Regions from separate parts of the Homo sapiens genome. Here regions 2 and 3 are each linked to region 1. The links are chromatin loops, found by intact Hi-C in ENCODE. Cell type or tissue: PC-9. All regions are shown on one strand.

Region 1 (8,000 bases):
TGCCTGTGACTAGGATATCAATCAATAGCATGGGTGCTGTGGAGAAGGTAAGAGAAATGGAAGCTGTGTCTGCTGAAGATCATTTGAGGACATTTCCATAGCAGCTTGTCTGCCATGGTCTCTCGAGCATGCTTAGCCCATTCACAACGTCAGAGCTGTCTCAAGATAGAGTGTGAGCCCGAGCTTTTCTGGGTTGCAAACAACACGGTGCCTTTCCTTCTAACCCTAACCCAAACTTGGTAAAGAATGGTATCTAAATTTGGTTAAAGTGAACTTTGATGACAGTCCTAAAAAATAAAATATATATCCTAGTAGATAAATGTCAGGGTAAAATGAAAATTAGAACGGTTGATTTGGAGGTCAAATGTATGTCCAGGTATTGGCCACATGATTTTCATTTTTAAAGCTCAAATAGAAAGAGGCATGCCTTGGCTAATCCTGTGGGTATGTTTCTGCCCCAAGTCCCTACCAGTTACTATTCTTGGGATAGTGTTAGTTCTTTTTTCATTTCTTAGAGATGGAGTCTCACTGTGTTGCCTTGGCTGGAGTGCAGTGGCTATTCATAGGCACAATCCCACTACTGATCACCATGGGAGTTTTGAGCTGCTTTGTTTCCAACCTGGGCTGGTTCACCCCTCGTTAGGCAAGCTGTTGGTCCCCTGTTCCAAGGAGGTCACCATTATCGATGCTGAACTTAATGTGGACATCTCATCAGCACAGTGCACTACAGCCCAGAACGCCTAGGCTCAAGTGATCCTCTCACCTCAGCCTCCTGAGTAGCTGGGACTACAGGCACACCACCTCACCTGGCATGTTAGTTCTTTTGAAGGACAAAGGCAAGAGCCTGATGTCGCTTATCTAAAGATAACTAGAGAATTTTTCTGGCATCCCTTTCTAGATGTTTCTTTTTTCTTATTGCTGCTGATTCAAATCTCACTCTTTCAAAGCCCACCCAAGGTTCATTTATTCTGTGAAGCTTTTCTTTTACTCAATAACCTGTAAATGTTCCTCTCCTTGAATGTATAAAACCCTTAATTAGGGAGTAGGAGCCAAGGAATAAAAGTTTGCCAAATGTTGCACTACAACTGTTTTTAGGGGGGTCTTGTGTGCCTTATTTACTTCCCTGATAAAATGTATACTTTTAGGTAGGAAATATCTTCCTACTTACCCTAAATTTTTCTGAGAATCAAAAACAGTATTGTTTCCCTGGGATTAAGTTCATGCTACTGAGAAAATGAACCTGCAAGAGAAACTAAAACAACCACCGCATAGCCCAGGTAGTCAAACTATTTTATATTCATACTTTTAACAACACTTAAACAGAATCTTCTAAATCGTTTAGGAACTAGCTCTGGAAGAGAACACCTTAAACTTTCAGACATTTTTTTCTACAAATCACATAAATCACTTCTGGGAAAACTCAAAGCATGGCGGGGTGTACTGCTTTTGTTCCAATTACATTAAACCTTATAAAAATAGCCATAATGACAACAACATCTCTTCAGAAGGGCATGCCAAATACTTAGGGGGCTTAGTCTCACCAAGACCTTCTGGGATTTCGTTACCTAACGCCTATTAGTGATAATAGGTATTACGTCTATAAATCCCTAGGTGCTTATATCAATCTTATCTGTTTTAGTTTCCACAGGTGGAGTGATAACTCTAATGAGGTCCACGTCATCATGACTCCTGTTTAGAGAAATAAAATGTTTAGATCTCAACTTTCCTGCCATTCCCTAGTGGTGTTATAAATAAGGGTGACATTGACGCATTTCAAATTGTTCCTCGAAGAGCGGCAATTCATTATCTTTTAAAGAAATTTGCTCCACATCAAGTCTCAATCCAACTGACATTAGCGTGTGTTAGATACACATACGAATGGTAAGTTTTGCCTGATGAAGCTGTTAATTATTCTCCTGGCTATGTTCACTCCTTACTTTACCACTCTCCTCTATTTCCTTCAATTAGGCACCAAGCATCAAAAGGTTTGCTACGTTTTATCGTTATCACTAATCTGAGTGCACGACACACAATTCATTCTCTTTTCTTTAGTGCCTGAAAATAAAAATCCGCTACCTTTTGTACGGAAGGTCAGTATCTGCGGAGGCCAGCATTTTAGACAGACTACTTGTTCCTTCATTTGAATTTCAAATTCTTATCTATAAATGCTTTTCACCCCCACTTTAAATCCAGGGGCTGAGGAGCATTGTGCGCCCTGCTTTAATAATCTTGGTCTCTTGCATAGCTTGGATATGTAAATTACAGGTTTTGTTCTTTTATTTCTCCCTTTTAGTATCTAACTTCCATTGAAATGGAATATAAGTCCTGCAGCCACTTTGCAACCTGAGGATGTATAGAATGCCTATATGTGATACGTCTATATGTGCATATATTTGTGTATGCTTGAGCATAAATATAAAATATTACAATCTTATCTGTCTACAGAAGATTAATTTACAAAATAAAAAGTTTCCAAATCTGTGCTAGTTTAGTTTGTCCTTCAGAGGACAAAATGCTGTCCTTTGAAGCTCATTTTGTGTGTCTTTGTTACCAAGAGGTTTTTTTTTTTTTTTTTTTAATTCATAGGGGCCACCAAGGCATGAGGGGATGACCGACCCTGGTTAATCCAAACCACAGGACAGACAAAAGATTAATTCCAGTCGCCAGATGATTAACTCTGGTCATTGGGTCACAACCTTGCCTGTCAGTAACTTACTCCTAAACTCCTTCAGGAAAATAAGGAAACTTGAACACGCCACTTTTAAAGTCAAACTCAGTGCCATTATGAAAGACCCTGTATTCTGTGCAAGGTTTCTTGGAGGAATCTGATTTCCAGCTTTTGTTCAATTAGTTTCGTATCAGTCAATCCTTGTTTAAAAACATGTCATAAGTCTCTGTGGTTTGTGCACGCTTCAATTACCTCCGATTATTACATCAAGATTCACAAACGAGATACCAGAGTCACTCCTATTTACTGGGAAATGCTATTGAAGCAAACTGAAATTCAATTTCAGAAAAGATTGCAATAACCCGTCAAAACATCCAAGGAGAGAGGAAGTTGGGCCTCAAGGTGCGTGGGGCCATTGTTAAATGCAAGACGGCATCTCACCTAATAATTTAAACATGGTCTCGTGGCCTGACATTTTTAATGCTTCCTTGATCTCTTTCTTCCAGCCCTGCGTGTTCTTTGCCACTGTAGGGGGCAGTGCATAGCGGGTTGTGGATTAAATACCAAGCCTCATTCTGCCAATAGCACTTTTAGGAGGGGAAAAATCATTGGGTGCTTTTATAAATAGTCACGCCGTAGGTGTCCACAGAAAGCAACCTTTATTCAGGGCTTTTAAAAGCTGCCTGCTTTTTAGATACAAACCAATCCATAAAACTACCAAGTTCAAATTGTCAGCTATTATCTGGGCAGTAAGTTTCAGGCACCTCTGCAGGCTGATTTGATGGTTTTTGTCAGCGCAAATTAGGATCCTAGGTTTAAGTAACGCAATCTGGCTCTAAAAATTAATTTAACTTGCCCAATCCCCACAATACACAGCCCGGAGTTCACATTTACTTTGTGACTCATTGCATTTGAATTAAACTAGAGGGCTAAGAATTTTATGCCTGAAGCAGCTCTGACTCTGAAGAACAGAAACAAACACATATTTCTCCCATCATTTGCTGCTTCAGGGCAAGAAAAAGAAAGCCACTGTAATTTGGAGACAAGACTTTTCCAGACAACTATGAACAACAGCAACCACAGACCAGTACTAAACAGAAATGTGTTGTGGAAACCTGGACTTCAGTAAGAAATTAGTAGGAGCATATCAAACAGATGCAAATATACAATTTTTGATAGATATGGTGTTGGCATGAATTCTAGACGTAAACTCAAAGGGATTGGAAACTTGTTTGTAAATGAACATTTAAAACACAGATTGCGAAGTGTTTTTTGGAAGCAGAGAATCAATTAAATGAAGGAAAATTTAGAAGAGTCATAGACCTGAAAATAAACTAGAAAATTGTCTGTTTCAATATATCCTTATTTTCAAATATGGAAGCTAAGGCTCTAAGAGATTGGGTTGGCCAAGATCACAGTTAGGTTTTTTTGTCTGTTTTGTTTTGTTTTTCATTTTGTTTTTTGAGGCAGGGCCTCAATCTGTCACCCAGGCTGGAGTGCAGTGGTGCAATCTCGGCTCACTGTAGCCTCGACATCCTGGGCTCAGGTGATCCTCCCATCTTAGCCTCCAGAGTAGCTACGACTACAGGTGCATGCCATCACACGTGGCTAATATTTTGTAGAGACAGGGTTTTGCCATGTTGTCCATACTGGTTTTGAACTCTCTGGCTCAAGTGATCCACCCACCTCAGCCTCTCAAAGTGCTGGGATTACAGGCATGAGTCACGGTGCCCAGCCCACAGATTTAGTTGTGAAGTCAGAAAACCCATGTCTTCTGACTCTCATCTTAAACTTTTCCATAAACTTCTCAAACAGGTTTTCCCACTTGTATCGATTAAGAATGCAAATCCTCTCTGCTAATTTACTTCTTTCCCAATTGTTCTTGGAAAGCAAAATTCTACAATATCAAACTCTTGATTGTAGGCCCTCTTATCTTTCCAGCATATTTTTTTACATAAACAAAGTGGTTTTTAAAATCTTCATTCAAAAAAATATATATGCATTTTGAAGTGTTCTGATGGTCTTGGTTCATGTTTAATTCCAAATATAAGTAGAGAGGAAAGTAAGTTGTCTATGTATAGACCACATGCTGACCTTGACACTGAAGCCCAGCAGGTGAAAGAGGGCATCCGAGAATTTTGGTGGCAATCTTAACGTAGGGCTTGAAAGGCCCTGAAGAGTTCATTTGTCCAACCTAATCCAGTTCCAGCAGATAAGCAGATTTGTATCTGTCCTGTTTGTAAAACCTGCCAACGACGGTGGCTCATGCCTGTAATCCCAGCACTTTGGGAGGCCGAGGTGGGTGGGTTACCTGAGGTCAGAAGTTCGAGACCAGCCTGGCCAACATGGTGAAACCCTGTCTCTACTAAAAATACAAAAATTAGCTGGGTGTGGTGGCACACACCTGTAATCTCACCTACTCAGGGCTGAGCCTGGAGAATTGCCTGAACTCGGGAGGCAGAGGTTGCAGTGAGCCGAGATCGTGCCATTGCACTCTGGCCTGGGCAACAGAGTGAGACTCCATCTCAAAAAAAAAAAAAGCCCGCCAATGAAAGTAATTCCACAGCTTCCCTATGACCTCATTTCTGTAGTCCATAACCCCTACCTTCAAGAAAATTTTAGAAGACAGGCTTCCGATTTGTCTTGTTTCAGTTTGAGATCATGAATACTAAAATAATAAAATCTACTTTTATCTGGAATACTTAAATTCCTTATTTTTTCAGATGAGGTAAGAAACATTTATAAAATATTAACTTGAACACAATGGTCCAGACAGGAGCTTTTTTCCCAGGCTTTTCCTTCCCTGGAATATTTTTGGCCTGACAAACTTTAACTTCTTTAGTACATATCTTGGCAGCCAGTGCAGAGGAAAACAGAAACAGGGGCCTCCTTAGAATTTTACAACCTGTTTGGACTGTTGCATCTTTATAATGGGGATGGTAACTCTCTTTTCATGAATTCAGTCACATACAATTAATTTCATTGTGCCAGAAACAAGGAAAACTGTCACGGACCGGAATTACAGAGGAGAATTTGGAGGGCATCTTCTCTGACCCCTAAATGCTACCGATAAGGAAACAGAGCCCCCCGTAAGTTATGTGGGCTGCTAAAGGTCACACGACCAACCGTCCACAGCAAAGTCAGCACTGGATTCTGGATTCTCTGCTTTTTCTATTAAAACACACTCACTCAGCATTCAGCAAAGAGGGGAGAGAAAACAGAAAACATGTTCGTTATTTTTGAAGGAAGAATGCCTGCCATCTGCTAAAAACGTGCTCGCGTGCATGCACACACACACGTGCTCAAAACCCAATAAAATTCTTTAAAACTTAGCTGATTTGCATAAGAAAGATGTGGCACTATTACCACACGATGGATTTTATCAATTTCTGAATATCCATGTGAATGAATGGATTTCACTCATCCATACTCAACGTGAATTCTTTTGTCTGTCACAGTCATAGCACGGATAATGTGCTTTCTTCAGAATTAACCTCAGGACAACCCAAAGAGGTCGCAAATACCAACTAAAATACACTCTTCATTTTACATTACTATTGAACAATGCTGGTGTGTGAGCAAATGGATCTAAGTAGAATCTGTGGGCTTTGCAACCTCGAGTCAAAATCAGTGTGATTCCTTCCAAATAACATGCTGATCGCTTAGTAATTTTCAAGTGCATGTGCAGTTTTATGTCATGGTGGGGGTCCTACATATCTCAAACGCTTCAGTGAGTGTGGGATTTGGGGATGAGTTCTTAGAATGTGAGAATATAGCCAGAGTGTGACCTGGCATTTAGCTTCCTGCAAATGTGCATCACTGTTCTTCATGGAGTTGATGTCTTTGCAGAGCAATGCTTTATCAAAATCTATGTCCTGGCCAGGCACAGTGGCTCACGCCTGTAATCCCAGCACTTTGGGAGGCCGAAGAGGGCGGATCTCCTGAGGTCGGGAGTTCGAGACCAGCCTGACCAACATGGAGAAACCTCATCTCTACTAAAAATACAAAATTAGCCGGTCATTGGTGGCACACGCCTGTAATCCCAGCTACTCGGGAGGCTGAGGCAGGAGAATCACTCGAACCCGGGAGGCAGAGATTGTGGTGAGTTGACATCCGCCACTGCAGTTCAGCCTGGACAACAAGAGTGAAACTCCGTCTCAAAAAAAAAAAAAAAAAATCTATGTCCTAATAACTGTGCTAAGAGAGCCAAGGGGACCAGAAGAGTAAGTATCTCAAAGTTAATGAGGAAGATAAGAAGGAAAATGCCATTTTTGTGAAACCCTGAAGGGTTCACCAGGCGTAAGGGAACCTGGGACAGAACTTCACCTCTCTGGGCCTTCGTTTCCTCATCTGCAACCTAAGGGGATTACCCTAGAAGATCTCTAAGGCCCTTTTGATTAACAACAAACACATCATGATTCAAAAACAGTTATGCTGTGTTTGGGTTTCATCATAGCCCAGGGTCTCTGACTTGTCCTGATGCCACCTATATACTACATCAACTTTGGGCAATGGGTCTCAAGCAAAGCATTCTTCAAGTGCCCCACAGTTATCAAATAATTTAAAAATCTTAGATTTTCATTTTTGTGATTATCTTCTAAAAATGGCAGTTATACCCATTGTGGAGCACCTAGACAGGTACCATATAAGGAGTACTGCCATGTCTTTTTGTAGCAACACATATGTTTGTGTTGATGATTGAATGACTGCCAAGTGCGGTGATAGGAAAGCATGAATCCCTATATAGCCAAGGTTTTCCAGTTGTTCAAAAATAAAACAGTGGTGGGAGAGGTGAGCCATCACTTGGGAACACAGGAGTAACATGGATCTGAACTCGAAAGACCCCGCATCCTGGCCTTTGGCAGCATGTTCAAGTCTGTGGACAATTGATAAGCAACAGTTCATTCGTGGTCAGTCTAGACATAAATAGGCAGTGAAGAACTTTCCATTAGAAGATTTTCTTCCCAGACCAGGTGCAGTGGCTCACGCCTGTAATCTCAGCATTTTGGGAGGCTGAGGTGGGAGGACTGCTTGAGTACAGGAGTTCCAGACCAGCCTGGGCAAAAGAGCCAGATCCTGTCTCTACAAAACAATTTTTAAGTTAGTCAGGCATGGTGGTGCACACCTGTAGTCCCAGCTACTTGGGAGGCTGAGGTGTGAGGATCACTTGAGCCCAGGAGGTTGAGGCTGCAGTGAGCCATGATCATATCACTGCACTCAGTGTGGGCAATAAAGTGAAACCCAGTCTCAAAAAAACAAAAGATTTTTCTCCCTGTATTATATTTTGGGGGTACACCATTAGATCATTTGGCCTGTTAGTAGATAAAACAAA
Region 2 (8,000 bases), 75 kb before region 1:
CTGGGGGCAGGGGGACTGGGAGTTGTTGCTTAATGGGTGTAGAGTTTCAGTTTTGCAAGATGAGAAAGTTCTAGAGATTGGTTGCACAATATACACATACTTAACACTGTTGAACTGCACACTAAAAAGGTTAAGATGGGAAATTGTATATTATATGTATTTTATCACAATTAATTTTTTTTTTTTGAGACGGAATCTCACTCTGTCACCCAGGCTAGAGAGCAGTGGTGCAATCTCAGCTCACTGCAACCTCTGCCTCCCGGGTTTAAGCAATTCTCCTGCTTCAGCCTCCAGAATAGCTAGGACTACAGGCACACGCTGCCACACCCTGTTAATTTTTTGTATTTTAGTAGAGATGGGGTTTCACCGTGCTGTCCAGTCTGGTCTCGAACTCCTGAGCTCAGACAATCCGCCCGACTCGGCATCCCAAAGTGCTGGGATTACAGGCATGAGCCACTGAGCCTGGCCCACAATAAAAATTTATAAAAGAAACAAAGCACTTAAACTAGGGGTAGGTTTGAGATGGGGGGAGGGCAGACCCAAACGACTGAGTGGTATCTGCAAGGGGTTCTGAGCGCTGGCTGGATGGCTGCTGTCAGCCTTGGGCTTCCCCGTCTCCTGTCTGCATGTTGAGCTGTCTGTCCATCCCTACAGCCAGGGAATGGGACCAGCAATGCAATTCTTTTGCATGTTATCTCAGACATCACTTTTCATGCCATATTCCTGTCTTCCTAGAATCAAGGGTCTTACTGACCCCATCACACACCTCCTCTAATGTCATGGCTGGAAGGAAATAAGAAGCCCTTCCTCGGGAGAATGCCAGAGGCCCTTGATTGAAGTCAAGGACATAAGGGATGACCTCCTCCCAGTCCCCAGCCCTCACCTTCGCCTTGCGTTTGCTGTCATCCATGATCATCTTCCAGTCCGAGCCGTTGTTGCTGTACCCGATCTTGAACTTCCTCATGAACACCTTGTTCTCTCGGTGCTTCCCACCCTGAATGATGATGCCCCTCACGATCTTCTCCTCCCCCAGGTCTATTTGGAGCCACTCATTGATGTAGGAATGAGGTGCGGGTGGAAGTGCCCAGCCAGAGCGACTGGTTACCAGGCGGATGTTTTCAGGCATCCAGTTTCTGTCCCCTTGGTTGGATGATGTGATCTGGGAGTCAGAAATAAGTCCAGACACCATACCCAACATTCCAGAGCAAGGATAATCTGGGAAGTGAAATGAAACAGATAATGTAAAATGATTTCCTGGGCGACTCCATGCTAAGAAATAAAATACAACATATGGAATAAAGACATGATTTTGTACCCAATCATATACAATTTTCAGTCTCTGGATTATTTTACAGTAAATCTTTCCTCCCTCAAACCTTCCTCCTGCTCTGTCAGAATTCCCGTCTCTAAACTCACATCCCAGTAAGGCAAATCTTCAATAAGAACATACATTTCCCCCGCTTTGACATCTTCTAAGTTTAACATTCATATTTCAGTCTCTTTGGTATCCAGAATTCATCCCTGGATCAAGTACTGGCCCTGCTTAAGAGAAGTTCATAGTTTATGATGGATTGGAGATATGCATAGAAGTCAATCCGATAGCAGGAAGGTTGCTAAAACAAAGGTAAAGAGACAGTGATGCAGAGGTAAAGAGAACGAATGCATACTCAGCCTGCAGAGGTAATAGAGGACCTCCCAGGGGAGGTGGCATTTGAATTGAGTGTGGGAGAATAGTGACCATGATCCCCCACAACTGTTCTCCCCACCCCTATTTCTAATTGCATTGGGGACTTTCCACATGAATGTCTCACTGTCATCTCAAATGTACCACAAGCAGACTAAGACAGTCCTTTCCCCTGGATACTGCATCTTTTCACTGAACCCTGTCTTTTAATTGGTGGCATCACCAATCATCCACTTCCTGCCTAGTCATCTCGTCATTTCCGTTTTGCTGCCAAATCCTGTTGTTTTTATTAAGTACAAGAAAGCAACAGAACTCTTGTTGCTACCTTCCTTTCTTCTGGATTTATCCTGATCCGAGCGCTCTGGCCAGGGTGCTACATCAGCTCTTGGTTGGCCTCCCAGACCCCACTTTGAATCTCCACTACACCAACTGCTACTTAAATTTTCAGAAAATGTTGTTTTAAGCATGTCATTCTCATCCTCAAAAATCTCCACTGCTAAGTGAAAGAAGCCCAACAAAAAAAGGACAAATATGGTCTGATTCCATGGATAGGAGTAGCCTATCACTAGATCAGTCAGATTCGTAGAGACAGAAAGCAAAATGGTGGTTGCCAGGGCTTGGGGGAAATGGAGATTGGGAGAGTTAGTGTTTCATGGGTGCAGAGTTTCAGTCTGAGACAATTATAAAATTCTGGAAATAGTGGTGATGCTTGCACAGCAATGTGACTGTACTTAATGCGACAGAATTGTACACTTAAAAATGTACAATGATAAAATTAAAATGGTTAAAAGTGGTTGAAAATTGTTAAAGCGGTAAATTTTATGTTATGTATATTTTACCCCGACAATAGAAAAGAGATATCTTTTGAAAATGTACCATGGTTTTCCATTATTGATAGGAAGATATCAAAACTCGATCTGGCATTCAAGACCCTCATTTTGACTTCATCCCATTTGCCTAATTTGATTTTCTATTACTGACAATACATCTCAGTTAAGCAATTCTCTTCTCATACAGTCTAGACGTCATCCTCATCATTGCCTTTGCTCAAAACCCAGCTTAAGACTCATGAAGAGAACTTTTCAAGCTACTCTAGCTTTTATTCTGAGCTCTCCCTTCTCAGAAATATGATGTAAGTAGCACAGAGCTCAGCATTCCACTGCTCTCTAAGGCTTTAAGATTGTTAGTCATGTACCCACAGCTAGATTATAAGATCTTCAAAGGCAATGAACAGCATCATAGACCTTTTTATGTCTTCTAAAGCAGCCCAAGGAGCTTCTGAGCACAAGGAGAGTATCAGTTGTTGATGAATTCAACGCTGGCTTAATGACAAAATGTCCAACACTTCAAGTATTTTCCTTTAGAAACTGTACATCCTAATCAAGAACATGTGCAAGAATGATAACCTATTTTTCTTTGAAGCAACTCAATTCTGCGTTATATAATAAAAATTTAGCCTAAAAATATAACTACCCCTAAGTGAGAGGCAAACATCTAATGCAATTAAACTAAGTCCACATTATCAGCTGAACCTTAAGAATTCATTACTCAGATACTTTCCACATGAGTTCTATGGTCCAGATCATGTCGTTTCTTTACTCAGACATTCAGTGCCTTCTTGTCTAGAAATTACGCACGTCATTTTCAGTCAGGCATGCAGGCCTTCCATGTCATGTCCTTGCAAGGCCTCTCCCCATTCACTCCTTTAACCAGTGCCAATTGGCATGAAGAACTTCCTTACTTCTGGGAGTTTGGGAGCTTTCTTTCTGTTCCCTCCACAAGGAATTCCCTGTCATGTTACCCTTTTCCATTATCTGAACTGCTTAAAATCCTGACCTGTTTTCAAATGCCACATCGTTTACTCAGTTTTTCTGTTCTCTGCAACTGGACACAGTTTTCCATTTCTGGGCCTCTTCACACCATTTTATCTGCATTTCCCTTCTTTCTTTCTTTCTTTTTTTTTTTTTTTGAGAAGGAGTCTCGCTCTGTCTCCCAGGCTGGAGTGCAGTGGGGCGATCTTGGCTCACTGCAAGCTCCACCTCCCGGGTTCACGCCATTCTCCTGCCTCAGCCTCCCGAGTAGCTAGGACTCCAGGCGCCTGCCACCACGCCCGGCTTATTTTTTGTATTTTTAGTAGAGAGGGGTTTCACAGTGTTAGCCAGGATGGTCTCGATCTCCTGACCTCGTGATGCCTGCCTCGGCCTCCCAAAGTGCTGGGATTACAGGTGTGAGCCACGGCGCCTGGCCCCTCTACACCCCGGCCTTTTTTTTAATTTTTATTTTTAGAGACAGGGTCTCACTCTGTCACCCAGGCTGGAGTGGAGTGGTGTGATCATGGCTCACTGCAGCCTTGAACTCTTGGCCTCAAGCAATCCTCCCACCTCAGTCTCCTGAGTAGCTAGGACTACATGTGGATGCTACCATGATTGGCAATTTTTTTTTTTTTGGTCTCGCTATGTTGCCCAGGCTGCTCTCAAACTACTGGGGTCAAGAGATCTTACCATTTTGGCCTCCCAAAGTGCTGGGGTCACAGGCTTGAGCCACCATATCCAGCCCTCAAATGCTGATGAGCACATTTAGTTCTTTGGAATGCTGCTTTCTGCCTCCCCAGATTTTAACTTCTTTGAGGACACGAACTAAGTCATATTTTTCTGTTTTATATGACTCTTCATGCCCTGTTTTATACATAGTATTTGCTCAACAAATATTTGTTGAATGAATCAACTTAATACAATGAAAGGCAGCTGTCATTTTCTCAATTGCCCTTTCCTGTAACTTAACCACAGTATTTGCTCCAGGCTGGGATCTGGAAACCAAGAATATACTCAGTCGGGATTAAAAAAAGATTTACAAAAACAATTTTACTAAGGGACTATGAAACTGTAGTGTTAAAAATAGAGTGCCATTTTTTGGCCACGGTGTTCATACCTGCCTGATTCCAAACAAGCTTTTAGAAAGGCAATGTTTAGCTGGTAATGGGGACCAGATGTTACCATTTGGAGGCAAACATAATTAACTTGAATACTGTAAGGAGAGCAGAACCGTCACCAGATTAATGCCCTTTCTCTAATGCAGACTCGGCTGGGGCACAGTTTCTGTATTCATAGACTTAGTGATGCCCTGTCCCCATTTAGCCAACATATCCATGGTGCAAAGTGAGACTGTTATTCCTTCCATATAGCTGCCTCATTAAAAAAAAAAAAATGAAGAGGCAACTTGATTTACCTTTGACTGAAAACTATGTGACTCACTTTTAACAATAATTTGCAGAAAAATTACATTAACAATTAATTCAAGGTTTGAATGAGATGCTAGCGTTTAACTCTGTCCCTTCATAGCAGGCTGGTACAGGTCAGCCCGGTGCAGGTCAAACCCTTTGGAAATAGTGTTGCCAGATTTAGCAAATAAACAACAAAACAAGAAACAAGATGCCCAGTGAAATTAGAATTCAGAGAAATAATGAATAATTTTTTAGTACACATATGTCTCAAATATTGCATGGGACATACTTATTCTGAAAAATTATGTCTTGTTTGTCTGCGTCAAATTTAACTGGACATTTTGTATTTCACTTGGCAGCCTTGTTTGGAAAGCTTAAGACCACTTCAGGATGGAAGGGAGAAATGAGTTTTGTAATGGAGGATTGAGGTCGTTATTTTCAGTGATATTATTTTACAGTAAATCTCTGTACTCAGCTTTAATGGAAAAACTGAGGTATACTGGTAAATCAAATATCCAGTTAACCAATTTCCAACGAATGAGAAAGTAATAACTGCATTCGATGGGAGACCCTGAATGAGCATAATTTAATCTCTCCTTGATGACTCAGAAAGTACCTCTGGATATTATGGTGTCTGAGATCATCACTGTGAATTCTGATTGACTTAGGAGCACATGAATATGTGTTGAAGCGCTGGGTAACAGACTTCTGGTTAATAACAGAAGATAGCAGAGTTCAGAGTGTGTTAAGCAGCCATTGCCCAACGTGATTTCCATCTCTGCCAAAATGATGAAGCCTACTTTGTCAAAATAATGAAAATGCCCTTCATCAATCACCTATAAAGCAGAATGGTTTGTTCCAATCTTATTTTCTTTATATCTCTATATGGTGACAAACTCTGAATTTTCCAGGATTACTATATTTCTTTTTTCTTTCTTTTTTTTTTTTTTGAGATGGAATCTTGCTCTGTTGCCCAGGCTGGAGTGCAGTGGCCAGTGGCACAATCTCGGCTCACTGCAAGCTCTGCCTCCTGGGTTCACGCCATTCTCCTGCCTCAGCCTTCTGAGTAGCTGGGACTACAAGTGCATGCCACCACACCTGGGTAATTTTTTGTATTTTTAGTAGAGATGGGGTTTCACTGTGTTAGCCAGGATGGTCTCAATCTCCTGACCTCGTGATCCACCTGCCTCGGCCTCCCAAAGTGCTGGGATTACAGGAGTGAGCCACTGCGCCCAGTCCAGGATTACTATATTTCTAAAAAATAATTTCTGAATCAAAAAATTAGGGTAAAACTTGGGGCTTTAGTGGCTTTGGAAGCCAAGTGATGTGTTCAAGCAGTAACCTTTCATTAGGTAGGCTTAAACAAAATCCAGATTGAATTGTGACTACTCAGCAGGGTGAAAATTTGAGGTCCAGCCGCTTGTTTCTCAGAAGGCGTGCATAAAACTGCACTTCCTTCATTCAAAAGTAACCACCAAGCATTTGTTATGTTCCAGGCATACAGGACACAACAGAAAATGAGGCAAACAGGTCCCCTGCTCTCCTGGACCATCTAGTCCAGCAGGAATACTGTAGTCCTCCTTTCATTAATCTCTACTCAAGGGGACCTTTGATTTTCATTTCAAGAAAATGAAAATTATCTGCTTCTGATAATCAAGAAGAAAAACTTGAAATTACTGTCTTATTAGAGGCTCTGCTTGCTGGGGCATATGCTAGGTTCAATATATTGAGTGCCATGTACTATTTTAGTCTAACGGGTACCATTTAGTGAGCACTTAGTTTAAGCCAGGGGTGTTCCAAATTTCCTCTCATTGACTCCTCATTATAGTTGCATTAAGGTGATCCTCACAGACCAGAAAACGGAGATCAGAGTGAGTCTCAATGTCTTATCCATGGTCCGTCATGCATACACTAAGTGGACAGTCCACAGTCAAGCCTGGATATGTCTGCCTGCCTTCTGTCCATGTGACTATCGTAACGTGTTAGCCTCTCCAAAAACCTGCTTCTGGCAATTATTTGGAGACTAGAGACATTTTACTAGAGAGAAAATATTTAAAAGTATAGTGGAGACCATGATTAAGAGACTAGCACTAGGAACTGAAAGGAAGCACCTTATTTGAAAAATAGCTACTTAATTATGTATGAAAATATTAGGATATGCTATTTTAGACATCTAAGTTTACATAACTAGATCATTTAACTATTTTTAAAAATTGAACAAATTATTTACCTTCTTTGCTCACATTCCTAGCATCACCTCTCAGGGAAATCCTTGTGAAAATTAAAAAGGACAGTTTAGGTATAAAAAAAATTGTATTCAACTAAAAGGATGTGACATAAATCTCTAAGAGCCTGGAAATTCAGAATTTTGACTAACATGTTTGGAGTCTTTATGAAGTTTACCTCATTTTTTTTAAATACAATGACATGAGATAAGGTTGAAGAAATGGGCCAGAAATTTCCACCCAAACCTCAAATGGCCTTGTTTCTACAAATTTATGAATAACAGCACAAATCTGTAATGCTCTGAAAATGACCTAGAACTTTCTGTCATCTAACTGCTGATCAAAAATAAAGCCAAGGTTATATCTAACTTTTCAATGTCCTTTCTTCTTTCAAACCCTTCTCCACCCAATTCCTGCCTCTAAGGCCTTGAACTTTCTAAATCTTAGGTCCTAAAATAATAAACAAGTCTGTCTGTGGGATGGAAATAAATAAACTTTTCATTAAAAAATCAGATGTTGGTTTTTACTTTCCAAGCTGAACTCTACTATAAACAAGTATAGTTTTTCCTGTTCATTAGCTCTTCTCAAAATTGCTTGTAATTTCATGGAATATTGCCAAAGTGATTTTTTTTCCTTCCAAAGTCGGTATCATTCTCCTCTAAAAATAATTAAACTAAAGAGGATAAACAGAAAAATGGAATAAAAAATTAAATACCCCAAATACATATATAACATAATATTAAAGGTAGTTCAAAGACTTTTAGACATTGCTTGCTTTTAATTACTTTTTAGTGAGTGGGTCAACTGATTCTGTCTTTGAACTTCCAAGCTTACTATAAAGATCACATTGTACAGGTTTTTTGTTGGTGGT
Region 3 (8,000 bases), 54 kb before region 1:
AGCACACATTTTACCAGGAATCACTTGAGGACAAAGCAGCATGTGTAGTAAATCATGTAGCAAATCTTTGCAAACTGCTGGTTAAACACCAGCACGCAGCCTTCCAGCCATGAAATGAATATCACTGCTTTCTATAATAATACATAACCAACCAATATTGGTAATGTCATAACGTGGAAAGCCTCATTTCTAAAATGAAAATCTGTCTTACTCAATAAATTACTGCCCATTGAGCTAGCATTGGCAAGGGAGCGTTTACCAGCTTTTAACACTCCCAAGGCAGGTCAATACAATGGCCTGAAAAAATAGAGGACAAAGAGCTGAGGTCTGATTAAAAACAGGAAAATATTTTTTGAGGGGGAGACTGTCGGATTTTCTTTGGGGCATCTCTGATGACTCAAAGAGCTGTTTAATTCATCACTTGACACTACAAGCTAAAGAAAATATTTTTAAGCAATTGTCTCATTTCCTTAGATAAAACACATGTTTTTTACAGAGCCTGGGCCTGTGAACATCAATGCTATTCTAGGCTCTGTGGGCTTAACTCACAGTACCTGACCATTGTGCTCATTAACTTAGGATCCTGGACTTCTTACTGTTATGAATCTGAATGCAGTCGCTTTAGAGTTAGTGACATAGCTCCCTATCTCTTTCTGTGTTGTGTCCCTATGGTGGTATTACCTAGAAAAAATGCTGATGGCTAAGGCTAAAATTACCATTAATAACCGGAAATTCATAGTGCAACCTCTACGTGTTAGGCATTTTATGAAGGGTTAAATTTATGTACAGTGTCTCTTTCAATTCTCACAACAATCATACAAGGGACATTTTATGGACAAAGAAACAGAGGAACAAAGTGATATGTACCTTTCTCAGAGTCACATAACTTACCAGTGTTTGACCCAGGACTTATACCCCAGAGAAGACTGGTGGCCCGTGTATGAGCTGCTACACCTATGCTATTCCCCAATTCATATTTTATAACCATAATGATTAGAAAGATAGTTTATAATTTCTCAGTAATAATAATTAAATCCAATAGCTTTTCTTTTTGGAGATTCATTATTTTATATAATTATAAGGAATATGAAATGATTTCTGATTGTGTTGACTATTAGTTTAAAGTTAGCACTGGCCACTGAAAAACAAAACTTTGCAAATAATTTATTCATGCTGTCGAAAAACAAAATGGTAGCAACGAAACATTTTGAGCAAAGGATAACAATTGAACACTTTAAAATTAGGGTAAAGAATAAAAATACCCAAGTAGAAGAACAGCGCAAGGCAGGAAAAATCTCACGAATTTTCTTTTAGTCTTAATTGCCTGAATTAATGCCTTTTTCCATAGTTAAATTAAAGGAGAGCATTTTCCTGGGTGGAAACAAATAAAACCTTTGCTCATAGTAAAACAGTCCCAAGTGAATGAACAGATGAATTTTCCTACCAGAAGACTTGATCCAGCCAGTTAGAATAACATGAGATAAGGCTGCAACAGCACAGGGGCAGTGGAAGGGCTGGCTTCCCTGACTGCCACTGCAGTCACAGCAAAAGAACAACAAGAAAATGAGTAAGAAAAATGAAGGCCCCACACAAGGGCTGACCTCCGTCTTTTTTGGCAGATGAAAGGAGATAGTGCTTACATGGGCTCTGTCACATCTGGATTTATAACACATTCTCCCACTCTCATGTGAATTTTTCTTTTTGCATAAATCAGGAGCAACTAATTAAAAAAGAAATATTTAATTCTGACATGTTCTTTGAACTGGAGTCCCATCTGGTTCTGTTTGAATAGTAAAATCTGCTGTAGTTGTTAAAACTGGCAAGTAGCATTGTCCAAAAGAAACAAAAGGGACTCGATGCAGCAGGTTAACACTCCAGCATTTCAGCTAGAGACTTTTCCAGAATCCAGCTACCCAAATCACTCCAATCTGGAAACCATAAAGATCAAATGTGAAGGTGAAGAATGCCATTTTCAGGTGGAGTCACTACCATTGCTCTGCATTTTCTTAGTGTGATGGAAACAGCATCAGGCTCTGAAAGGCCTTTGTTTGAGAGCAACGCACGGAACTGTGGCAAGCCACCAGAAAACGCTCAGCTTATTTTATGAAACACATTTAAGACAAATATGAGAAGACAGTCTTCATGCATTGGACGCAAAACCTGAGGGCTTTTTTCCTTTTCCATATTATCTAGAGCAGATACAATTGTATTCACCAAAACCAGACAAATATTCCATTTACATTCCTCTCTTACTTGATAAACCCGTAAAAATCTGGACACCAGGACACACTACATTCTGATAACAAAGAGGGAGAAAATGAAATGGTGCTGGGGTTTCTATACACTCTGAAATACAAGTAATCAACATCTAATGCAATTTGAAACTCTTATGTAGAGTCAAAGAGAATGGCTGATTACATCTCTATGCTTTAGAAAAGATTGTTTTACATTTTTAAGACATACGCCGACCTGTGAAATCTTTTCTCCTTTAAAATATTTTCCTTCAATTGCATGTTAACTTGCAGATGAATACCTTGGAAACCTTTAACAGCTTGGTCAAAAAGATGACATTTTAATGTCCCCTCCTCCCCTTCCTGCAAAGAGACTTAGGAGTTCTTTCCAGGCAGTAAAAGATTCAGGGACTTAATACTTTTAATTAACATTTTTTGAATGCTTATTTGTAAGTTACATTTAATTTAAAACCTGAGCCTAGTCCTTTGATTTGGAAAGAGGACACGCTGTCAGAACAGACCAAATGTAATCCCTAGGAATTTGGCTAAGATTTTAACTTAAAAACTGTCTGATAGAAATTGCCTAACTGAAATTTCTTAACAGAGAAAAAATAAGTATGCTACAGTTTTAAAACAATGGTAATCAGTCTCAAATATGTATACATGGGATGAAAATCTTCCGGTCAAGAACCTCATAGGAGAATCAGCGCATGTGCTCTTGCTAGATGGGTTTACTTAATAAAGAGTTAGCAAGCACGTACTACATAGAGGGCATGGGTGGGTATTGTGCTCTTCTAATATAACTCTTGATTCCATCTGATTGTTTATGTGTAATATCCATGAAAGCTAGGAAAGTATTCGTCTAGTAGAAGACCGAGAGGGTAGGAATTGCATGGGTTAGGTAGGCAAGAGAAACGTTTGGGTTCAGTGCTGCTGATCTGGTTGACTGCAAGGGTACAGCTCTAGATACCCTGTAAGATTAAATAGAGTGTGTATACAGGTCACCCGTTCCTAATATTTGTCAGCCCTAAAACAAAGAGGGTAACAGTAATAGAAGAATGAGTTAACGGCTGGTTTGGATTTCAGCCACTTTAAGACATGGTAGCAGAATTGGTGATCTCTGCACATAATTCAGTAGGACTGTATTGTGTTGATAAAGTATTGCTGACGATTATTGTTTTTGTTACTATTAAAAACTTCTCTGGGGCAACCATTATGTGTCAGGTATTGTACTAAGTGCTAACTTCCTGTACCTCATCTTCCATTTTCTTAACTGTCCCGCAGACAGGTTTTATAGATAATGAAGCTGAGACGTAGCGCAATTAAGACCTTTTTTTTCTTCTTTTTTTTTCACACTCCTGGTCTTTCTGAGCAATTATTACCTCTGCTTGGAGCCTAGCAACTGATAAACTATGGAGCCCAGAGTGTCTGCTCACACAGCTGCATCCCAAAGCCCAATCATGGAGCTTCACACATCGTAGCCACTCAAACTAAAAGTGTGAAATTACACGAAACTGAAGAATGCCAAGTATCCAGATAAAAGCATTTCGTCCATTAAATCCAACACACATTTACTGTATGCCAGGATCTGGAAGCACACAAGCCTATGTGGAGGTAATGATGTTATGAGACTGAAAGTAAAAAGTGTCAGCCTAGTGATAAGTGGGGCATTATGGGATTCAGAAGAAGGGAAAATTACTTCTGGAAGGGTCTAGAAAGGGCTTGATGGAAAACAGGTCATTTGAACCATTCAAAGTGGACCTCATAGGACAGGGGGTTGGACTTTGGCTGGGGAAGCAGAAGCGGCCAGCTTTGATGAACTAACGGCAGAAGAAACACACATGCGCGCGCACACACACACACACACACACACACACACAAATCCCACCCAATTGCTTACATTTGAAAATATTTGCTATGATGAATATTTTCCTTCTTCTTTTTTTTTTTTTTTTTTTTTGAGATGGAGTCTGGCTCTGTTGCCCAGGCTGGAGTGCAACGGTGGATCTCAGCTCACTGCAACCTCCACCTCTTGAGTTCAAGTGATTATAGTCGCTGGGACTACAGGGGTGTGTCACCATGCCCAGCTAATTTTTGTATTTTTAATGGAGATGGGGTTGTGTCCTGTTGGCCAGGCAGTTCTCCTGACCTCAAGTGATCTGCCCACCTTGGCCTCCCCGCTGGGATTACAAGTGTGAGCCACCAGGCCCGGCCCGATGAATATTTTCCTTCTATCTGGTATCTCATGGCAAAATTCCTTCGGAGAGCAAAGATAAGTGTCCTCTCCCACTGCAAACACACACACTCACACATACACAAATGCACACAAACACTTTTGTATGGGCCTTTATGTAGTCCAGGAGTCTAGGCTGTGAAGTGTTTGGCTAGTGACAGAAGGACAATGAAATCTTCCTTGTAGGTAAACTTGAAGTTCATGATCATGCACCACACTGCTGAGGTAATTCTGCTAAAATGTGTGGCTTCACTGCCTCTGGGAGTCCAAGCATTCCTGGGAATGAGACAAAACCTCAACCTGCATGAGTCAGCGAGACTTCTCTCTTGAGTCTAGCAGCACACGCTGCAGCTCCTATCCTCTGTGGATGTCTACATTTAAAATAAAACCTGTCAATGAAATGGCACAGAAACTGTGGATGCTTTCTTTAAAGATTCACGCTTCTGTTGAAATCACACTGTTCTCGCCTCAAACATTTAAGGAGAAGTTCATGAGTTCAGAGCATGATCTTCTAATGATGAGCAGTTGTGTTTCTAATATCCAGTCCAGTGTGGAGAGAACTTCATGGGTGGCTATTATTCATTCATAACACAAATAAGTGCTAGGTGCTTGGGTGAAAGGGAGTGAAGGTGATAAGATTCCTGCCCTCTAGACAGTGAGGGAAAGAGTCAAGTAAATAGTAAATCACAATACAGAGTGAACAGATTGCATTAAAATGAATCAATGCATTCTGGTACAACAGAGAGAAAACTGGGGTGATGCAGGCAGCATATGGTGGAAAAAAGCACAGACCCCAGAAGTAGCTTTGTAGCTTTGACCTGCAGGAGTGACCTGGATAATGTTAAGCAAGTTACTTAGTCCATTCAAGTCTTAGTTTCCTCTACTCTCAAACAGAAATGCCAATGCTTACCTCATTTAGTCATTCTGCATGGCTACTATGAAGATCACGATGATGCATATGTACACATATTAACCATGAGAATGTGACCTAATATTTTTTTACTTAGTCTTTTGGGTAATTGGAGTGGGTGCCTCTGTGTGTGTGTGTGTGTGTGTGTGTGTATGTGTGCGCATAGTTTTGCCAGTAGTACCTAGATTATAATTCCTTTGAAGGAGAGAGAGAGTCTCCTTCACTTTAGGCCAGGCACGGTGGCTCATGCCTATAATCCCAGCACTTTGGGAGGCTGAAACAGGTGGATCACTTGAGCTCAGGAGTTCAAGATCAGCCTGGGCAACCTGGTGAGACCCTGTCTCTACAAAATATAAGAAAATTAGCCAGGTGTAGTGGCATGCTCCTGTAGTCCAGCTACTTGGGAGGCTGAGGAGAGGATCACTTGAGCCCAGGAGGTCGATGCTGCAGTGAGCTGCAATCGTGCCACTGCACTCCAGCCTGGGCAACAGAGGAAGACCCTGTCTCAAAAAAAAAAAATGGGGGTCTTCTTCACTTCAGATTCACCTATTTTCACATATAGTGCCTAATTCTTAACAGATGCTCAATAAATGTTTGTTGAATTTAAATTCGATGTTATGTAAGTCTGGCATTGCCGGCAAGATCTGAAACTCCTTTCCTCCAAACTGCCTGTCATTAAAGTCAATGTTAAGGTGTTTGAGCAACTGACTTATACCCTTAAGCTAGGAATGTGACTACTCTTATCTTAGCATTTCTAACTGCAAATATTACAATAAATCATAAACTTTCTAGTCCTTTGAAAAGTTCACCACTTAAAACTAGAGTCTGCTAACTGATGAATTTCACTGGCTAGGTCCACACTGTGTGAAGTATTCCTTTTTATTTATTTCTCAAATGACCTCTCCCTAACTTAATAGTGGTTCTCTTCCTGGAGTTACCCCCAAAGGCATCAGAGATTAAATACATTTTTCGCTATATCTATTATGCTCTCAAATACCTCACTCAAACCTCGTCTCAACCTTCTTATTTTAGAGCTAAGGTTATTTGCAAGCATGACGTCCACAGGATGTTTATGTATCAGATGTTTACCTACCTGGTATCTCAGACTTCTCCCATACCCTTCCTGTATTTTTGAAAATAGAACAACATCAGAATTTGACTGCATCACTAGAGTGACCGCATCAAAATGGTTTTACCAAATTAACATATGATCTTTTATAAGTTGTTGGAATTGGAGCTTTCTGTGGATAGGAAATGAATATAGACTTCAGGCCTTTTGCAATCTGTGCGTTTCTTTGTCTCATGGTCTCTGAGAAGCAGCCTCACAAAAAAAGCCTCATGGAAGAAGTCTTGGAGGTGGCTGTGCAGTGAGGCAAGGATGTCTGACACCTTTCCAAGGTGAAGTTATTCACACACACACAGACACACACACACCTCTCCAGGTTTTCAGCAGTTTAAAGAAATTTTCATGCCTAAAAGACTAGGAAAGTATTAAATAGCATGTACAGGTAAGGTGTATTTTTCTTTTAAAAGCTGTTATTCTATGCTACCCATAAAGTTTTATCTGCACGATTGGGTGATTTCTAAGTGGCTCAAGATAAACACACACTTTTACTCAAACAGCATCTGTCTATTCCAGCACAAACAAATGCGTTGCTGATTATTGGTTTTGCAGTTAATCATGGCTTTAATTTGTCTACCTTCCCCTTTAAGCTTGGTTTCAAAAACAAACACAAGGATGAATTTCTGGAAACTAAAGACTTGCAGATGAGGGTGATGGTCTAAATCAGTCTCTTGGCCTATAAAGTTTGACAGCATCTTTTTACACCAATTTTCCATGTATTTCCCAGTGATCTAGGTGGGCCTCTCCTGGTAATGAGAGTTTCCTGTGCTGATGGAGAACTTGGAAGTGCAGGTGTCCAAAAAACTCTCCTTGGCATTAAAAATCCTGCAAGGAGCTGATGGGATTACTGAGATTAAAGTCGGCTGCCAGCCTAAGGTTATAACGAATGCTACCCTGGAGACAAGAACGAAGAGAAAGAACAGGCTGCCTAGGTACAGCTGGTTGTCAGAAATTGTGGGTAAACAGTTAGTCTCTGAAGGAATGCCAATCATTCCTGAGAACAGATGAAGTGAACTTCTCAATTTAATATTTGGTCAACTGCATTTCCCTGTTGGAAGCTTATCATTCAGCCAGGAGCTGTATATGCTGATTTGTTTTTGAAGCTCACATTAAGGGGATGGGGAAAGCCTTGCAAAAATGAATTTTCAAAGAATGACTCTCCAAGAAAATCTTGTGTAATTAGAATTCACAGCAGATGTTTGGAACTGAGCAAAGGCCAGCCTAGGGCAGGAGAAAGGCAGTCAAAATAGAAACGCCATGTGTGGAGGTAGAAAATGAAAATGAGGAAGGAAAAAATGTTACCCAGTTATCTGTGGTTTCTGTGCTCCTCTTGGGAGAAAGGGGCAAGGCATAGCATTATTCCGTGCTCTGAAGACATGTGCTCCCTTTGCTATCCAAATGCAGTCAGTGGACAGAACTCAAATTCTTTTCATGTTCCAGGAAAAAAAAATCTATCGATACTAATCTCATGCATTTCAGCCAGGGTCACCCAATGGAAAAAAT

What was found. Hi-C counts contacts between places; a loop is a spot of excess contacts. Peaks named below come from ENCODE experiments on the same cell type or tissue, not always from the same donor. Only the 100,000 strongest peaks of a DNase experiment are listed, where the experiment ranks them.
Region 2: it touches region 1 in a loop (10-fold over the local background); 2 of 110 quality-filtered maps call a loop at or near these places.
Region 3: it touches region 1 in a loop (6-fold over the local background); 5 of 110 quality-filtered maps call a loop at or near these places.

Annotation. Positions count from the first base shown.
Region 1 is chr10:33,287,791-33,295,790 of GRCh38, forward strand. All of the region lies in intron 2 of NRP1 (neuropilin 1), which reads right to left. It also overlaps the pseudogene RN7SL398P. Among named protein-coding and RNA genes, the nearest start is that of NRP1, 43 kb to the right of the region's middle. In PC-9, a CTCF peak has its summit at 3,261; DNase peaks (open chromatin) are centred at 2,941, 3,641 and 4,401; H3K4me3 peaks cover 2,152 bases; H3K27ac peaks cover 4,427 bases.
Region 2 is chr10:33,212,503-33,220,502 of GRCh38, forward strand. NRP1 (neuropilin 1) reads right to left here. Exons shown (of 17, transcript NM_003873.7): 9 at 884-1,215. LOC124902407 (a long non-coding RNA gene) reads left to right here. Exons shown (of 2, transcript XR_007062107.1): 2 at 736-1,319. Among named protein-coding and RNA genes, the nearest start is that of IATPR, 100 kb to the left of the region's middle. In PC-9, no CTCF peak of the experiment used is centred here; a DNase peak (open chromatin) is centred at 4,369; H3K27ac peaks cover 3,702 bases.
Region 3 is chr10:33,233,407-33,241,406 of GRCh38, forward strand. The region is part of intron 6 of NRP1 (neuropilin 1); the gene reads right to left. Among named protein-coding and RNA genes, the nearest start is that of NRP1, 97 kb to the right of the region's middle. In PC-9, no CTCF peak of the experiment used is centred here; DNase peaks (open chromatin) are centred at 4,715 and 5,405; H3K27ac peaks cover 4,658 bases.